2 separate regions of the Homo sapiens genome follow, and region 2 is linked to region 1. A link is an interaction called in ENCODE POLR2A ChIA-PET data of the cell type or tissue named here. Cell type or tissue: Panc1. All regions are shown on one strand. Links, peaks and the distances in the headings refer to the core of each region. The heading gives the core; the rest is flanking DNA. Region 1 overlaps SLC39A5 (solute carrier family 39 member 5). Region 2 has its middle 28 kb from the start of MMP19.

Region 1 (2,914 bases), core at 303-2,802:
TTTTGCAATTTTAGTAGAGACGGGGTTTCACCATTTTGGTCAGGCTGGTCTCGAACTTCCAACCTCAGGTGATCCACCCACCTCAGCCTCCCAAAGTGCTGGGATTACAGGCGTGAGCCACCGTGCCCAGCCATTCGTAGCCCTTTTGGTTGTCGTCCTTTTTTTTCTGTCCCCCCCAGTGGCAGAAAATGGACAACTCACAGATCTTCCTAAGAATGACATTCCATGGTTTCTGGGTCCCAGGATCTCCAGTCAGTGGCTAGTCCCCCCATTCCCCCTAAAATCCCTGGGAGCCTCTCAAAGCGGGTTGATAGAGAACACAAGGGAGGCTGACTTGCTGTCTCATCCATTCCAGGCCACAGAACCCTGAGCTGAGTGTGGATGTCTGGGCAGGGATGCCTCTGGGTCCCTCAGGGTGGGGTGACCTGGAAGAGTCAAAGGCCCCTCACCTACCCCGTGGGCCAGCCCCCTCGGGCCTGGACCTCCTTCACAGGCTTCTGTTGCTGGACCACTCATTGGCTGACCACCTGAATGAGGATGTGAGTCTGACGGTCTCTAGAGGGGAAGGAGCCATGGGATTAGATGGCCTGAAATGTTTAAATAATCAGTAGTTTTTTGTTTTGTTTTGTTTTTAAATCCCAACGTGGACCAAGCGTGGTGGCTCACGCCTGTAATCCCAACACTTTGGGAGGCCGAGGTGGGTGGATCACCTGAGGTCAGGAGTTCGAGACCAGCCTGGCCAACATGGTGAAACCCCATCTCTACTAAAAAATACAAAAATTAGCCGGGTGTGGTAACAGGTGTGTGTAATCCTAGCTACTCAGGAGGCTGAGGTGAGAAAATTGCTTGAACTTGGGAGGCAGAGGTTGCAGTGAGCCAAGATGGCACCATTTGCACTCCAGCCTGGGCAACAAGAGGGAGACTCTGTCTCAAAAAAAAAAAAAAAAAAAAAAAAAAAAAAAAAAAAATAGCTGGGCGTGGTGGCACATGCCTATAATCCCAGTTACTCGGAAGGCTGAGGCAGGAAAATCACTTGAACCCAGGAGGCGGAGATTGCAGTCAGCCGAGATTGCACCACTGCACTCCAGCCTGGGTAACACAGCGAGACTCTGTCTCAAAAATGAAAATAAAAAAAATAAAAAAATAAAAAAAAAATATCTCACTGTGGTCTTAGGGGATGTTATTTCAATAGTGAACTATGTTCCCTCTGGGATCAGAGCAGGTGAGCCCATATCCAGAGCTCCAAGACTCAGTTTAGGGGAATAGATGGCAAAGCAGAGAATCTAGAGAAGCAGCCCAGGGTAGGATCTGGATGGTCACCTGGAGAGGAGACCTGCAGGGAATGGATGGCTGTCTTCATCCAGAAAGACAGAGAATATATTCCACTTACACCAGAGGGCAGACAAAGCTGCCTAACCCTGATGGAGGTCCAGTGAGTGCCCATTGCAGGAAGCATTCAAGCTGAGGCTGGATGAACATCGACAGGGCTGTTGAGAGGGAGATTAGATGGCATTTCAGGGTCTTTTCCCTTTTAAGATTCTGGCATGGAGAGCTCTAGTTTTCCAACCAGCTTCATTTATCAAATCAACAAAATGATTGAAATGATCAGAGTTTGCAGGGAAGATGATGACAATGCTCACTAGCACCCAGTTTGCATCAAATTGAATACCTGCATTGGACTGAATATTCACTAATAATACACATTGATTATAAGTACCCTTGGCCCTAGTCCCCAAGGTACCTGCCAGTAGGAGCAAAGGGGACCCTGGGAGAGACCCAGGAGTCTATGCAATGGAAGGACAGGTGTTAAATATATATATATATATTTTTTTGAGGTAGAGTCTGACTCTGTCACCCAGGCTGGAGTGCAATGGCGTGATCTTGGCTCACTGCAACCTCCACCTCCTGGGTTAAAGCAATTCTCCTGCCTCAGCCTCCCGAGTAGCTGGGATTATAGGTGTTCACTACTATCCCCAGCTAATTTTTTTTTTTTTTTTTTGAGATGGAGTCTCACTCTGTCGCCCAGGCTGGAGTGCACTGGTGCAATCTCGGCTCACTGCAACCTCTGCCTCCTGGGTTCAAGCGATTCTCCTGTCTCAGCCTCCTGAGTAGCTGGGATCACAGGTGCACGCCACCATGCCCAGCTAATTTTTTGTATTTTAGTAGAGACAGGGTTTCACCATGTTGCCCAGGCTGGTCTCGAACTCCTGAGCTCAGGCAATCTACCCACCTCAGCCTCCCAAAGTGCTGGGATTACAGGCGTGAGCCACCGCACCCGGCTCATCCCCAGCTAATTTTTGTATTTTTAGTAGAGACAGGGTTTCACTATGTTGGCCAGGTTGGTCTCAAACTCCTGACCTCAGATGATACACCCGCCTGGGCCTCTCAAGGGCTGGGATTATAGGTGTGAGCCACTACACCTGGCCAGGTGTTAAAGATCTGAGTCATAGTTCCTGGTGATTCTCCAATGTATGACCCTCAATTCTCCAGTGTCTGAACGGCTCCCAGCTGCTGGTCAATTTTGGCTTGAGCCCCGCTGCTCCTCTGACCCCTCGTCAGTTTGCTCTGCTGTGCCCAGCCCTGCTTTATCAGATCGACAGCCGCGTCTGCATCGGCGCTCCGGCCCCTGCACCCCCAGGGGATCTACTATCTGGTCAGCAAGTAGGAGTGGGTGGGGGACACCCTGAATCCTGGAAGTGGGGCCCATGCCAAAAAGGAGGCTCACTGGGGTCCTGCCTCTCCTTGTAGTGTTCTCTCTGCTCCACCTTACGTGTGGGACCCTCCTCTTGCCCTGACCTAACTTCAGCCCCTGATTCTCCCCAGCCCTGCTTCAGAGTGCCCTGGCAGTCCTGTTGCTCAGCCTCCCTTCTCCCCTATCCCTGCTGCTGCTGCGGCTCCTGGGACCTCGTCTACT
Region 2 (2,914 bases), core at 166-2,665, 360 kb before region 1:
TTTTTTTTTTAGACGAAGTCTCGCTCTGTCGCCAGGCTGGAGTGCAGTGGTGCGATCTCGGCACACTACAACCTCTGCCTCCCAGGTTCAAGCAATTCTCCTGCTCAGCCTCCCGAGTAGCTGGGATTACAGGCACGTGCCACCACACCCAGCTAATTTTTGTATTTTTAGTAGAGACGGGGTTTCACCATGTTGGCCAGGATGGTCTCAATCTCCTGACCTCGTGATCCACCCGCCTCAGCCTCCCAAAGTGCTGGGGTTACAGGTGTGAGCCACCATGCCCAGCCAGAAATTTTAATTTTAAAAAGTCATAGGCCTTTTGGAAGTTGTACATTTGTCTAAGCAATAACTAAAATTTGTTTCTTCTTTGGTTGTTGAGGTGTACTAAATTTAAAGAAAATAACATCTACACTTTCCACAGTATAATTTCTGCTTTGTTGTCTGTACTTTGCAGCAGGCTTCACTGCATTTTCAGAAACGTCCTCTTTAAAATTTTCATATTTCATTATGTCAGCCATACTGAATTCCTTTTCAAAATCTGTATGAATCTGTTCCACGGCCTGAGGAGCCTCCATCTCTTTGCAGATGGTCTACGTATGTACTTCATCTGGGCCTGCAGTGAAAAAGTGTTCTAGCAGGAGTACTGCAAAACCAGCCTTAATGATCTTTAGCAAAGTACTCTGTGTCATGTTCACTTTCAGATACTCTGTCTCTCTCAGTACTCAGTTCTTGCAACATGTGTTCCAAGGCCCCACTCAAAGTAATGACCAATACACCGGAGTCATACTTGTCCACCAACTCTTTATTTTTATCAAACATTCATTTTTCTTTCTAATGCAGACTTTTTCATAAAGATTAATCAAGTACACCACTGGTTTAGAAGTAAAAAATAAATATTTAAAAATACAATCTCTTTGTCCCAATCATGATAGAAACAATGATGTTTCTTTTGATCTATACCCAGGATTTGACTGCAAATTATATCATGTTTGGGGCTTGTGATGGTTAATACTGAGTGGCAGCTTGATTGGATTGAGGGATACAAAGTATTAATCCTGGGTATGTCTGTGTGGGCATTGCCAAAAGAGATTAACATTTGAGTCAGTGGGCTGGGGAAGGCAGATCCACCCTTAATCTGGTGGGCACCATCTAATCAGCCCCCAGAGAATATAAAGCAGGCAGAAAAACATGAAGAGGCGAGACGGGCCTAGCCTACCACCCTACATCTTCCTTTTCCTTTTTTTTTTTTTTTTGAGACGGAGTCTCACTCTGTTGCCCAGGCTGGAATACAGTGGCATGACCTCGGCTCACAATCTTTATCTCCTGGGTTCAGGTGATTCTCCTGCCTCAGCCTCCCAAGTAGCTGGGATTACAGGCATGTGCCACCACACCCAGCTAATTTTTGTATTTTTGGTAGAGACAGAGTTTCATTATGTTGGCCAGACTGGTCTCGAACTCCTGACCTCAAGTGATACACCCGCCTCAGCCTCCCAAAGTGCCGGGATTACAGGCGTGAACCACCACACCCAGCCCACCCTACATCTTTCTCCCGTGCTGGATGCTTCCTGCCCTCAAACATCAGACTCCAAGTTCTTCAGTTTAGGGACTCAGACTGGTTTTCCTTGCTCCTCAGCTTGCAGACAGCCTATTGTGGGACCTTGTGATTGTGTAAGTTAATACTTAATAAACTACTATATATATATACTATTAGTTCTATCCCTCTAAGAGAACCCTGACTAATATAGGGTCTTTTGTTTCTTTGAAGACAGGGTCTAATTCTGATTGCCCAGGCTGGAGTGCAATGGTGCAATCTCGACTCAGTTCCTCGAGTTCCCAGGCTCAGGTGATTCTCCCATCTCAGCTCCCCAAGTAGCTGGGACTACAAGTGTGTGCCCCGACACCTGGCTAATTTTTTGTATTTCTTTTTTCAGTAGAGGCAGAGTTGCGCTATGTTGCCTAGGTTGGTCTCAAACTCCTGGACTCAAGCAATCCGCCCGCCTCCGCCACTCAGAGTGCTGGAATTACAACTGTAAGCCACCGTGCCTGGCCTCAGGTTTTAATTTTTTATCTCCTTCACTAGTTTTCACTAAACTAGAAAAAGGCCACCTTTTCTAGTTTATCTTTAATGGGCCCAATTATTCCCTCATATTTAAGCCCTTCATGTATTAGTTTTTGTTGTTTTTTTTTTTGAGACAGAGTCTCACTCTGTTGCCCAGGCTGGAGTGCAGTGGCATGATCTCGGCTCACTGCAACCTCCACCTCCCAGGTTCAAGTGATTCTCCCAACTCAGCCTCCCGAGTAGCTGGTATTAAAGGCTCCTGCCACCACGCCCGGCTAATTTTTGTGTTTTTAGTAGAAACGGGGTTTCATCATGTTGGCCAGGCTGGTCTCAAACTCCTGACCTCAGGTAACCCACCTGCCTCAGCCTCCCAAAGTGCTGGGATTACAGGCGTGAGCCACCACGCCCGGCCTCATGTATTACTTCTATATCTCAAACAGGATCTATACTTTCTTTAACATGCATGATATCATTATCTTTGGAAGCAAGTGTTAGAGGGAAGATTCCATCACAGGCACTGATTTGAGATAAAAAAGCGTCTCCACGGCCGAAATCAACTCCTCTCACAAAGCCAGCAATATTCACTACATCTAGAAAGGCAGAAATTTTGCGTGCTAGTTTGTGGTCCTGACAAAGAAAGTCAAATCTTTCATCTGGCACAGGTACTCTCCTCTAGTTAGAATCAACAGTTTAGAATAGGAAGTTTACTGCTGAAGTCTGACTACTGGTTAATACAGTGAAGATGGCAGATTTCCAAACATTTGGCAATCCAGCAACACTAATTTTCAGTGAGATTCCAAATCTTCCAATAATTGGGAGTGGTTTAATTCCATCACCTCCCTTTTTGGGGGTCAT

Evidence for each region. ChIA-PET counts read pairs that join two places held together with the same protein. Peaks named below come from ENCODE experiments on the same cell type or tissue, not always from the same donor. Only the 100,000 strongest peaks of a DNase experiment are listed, where the experiment ranks them.
Region 2: POLR2A ChIA-PET joins it to region 1 with 12 read pairs; 2 of 35 experiments call an interaction of 5 or more read pairs at or near these places.

What each region holds. Positions count from the first base shown.
Region 1 is chr12:56,232,334-56,235,247 of GRCh38, forward strand. It overlaps SLC39A5 (solute carrier family 39 member 5), which reads left to right. Exons shown (of 13, transcript NM_173596.3): 5 at 356-539; 6 at 2,491-2,653; 7 at 2,824-2,914. Among named protein-coding and RNA genes, the nearest start is that of SLC39A5, 3.7 kb to the left of the region's middle. In Panc1, for the core only: no CTCF peak of the experiment used is centred there; a DNase peak (open chromatin) is centred at 1,390.
Region 2 is chr12:55,869,689-55,872,602 of GRCh38, forward strand. It overlaps the pseudogene OLA1P3 and the pseudogene RN7SL676P. Among named protein-coding and RNA genes, the nearest start is that of MMP19, 28 kb to the left of the region's middle. In Panc1, for the core only: no CTCF peak of the experiment used is centred there; no DNase peak of the experiment used is centred there.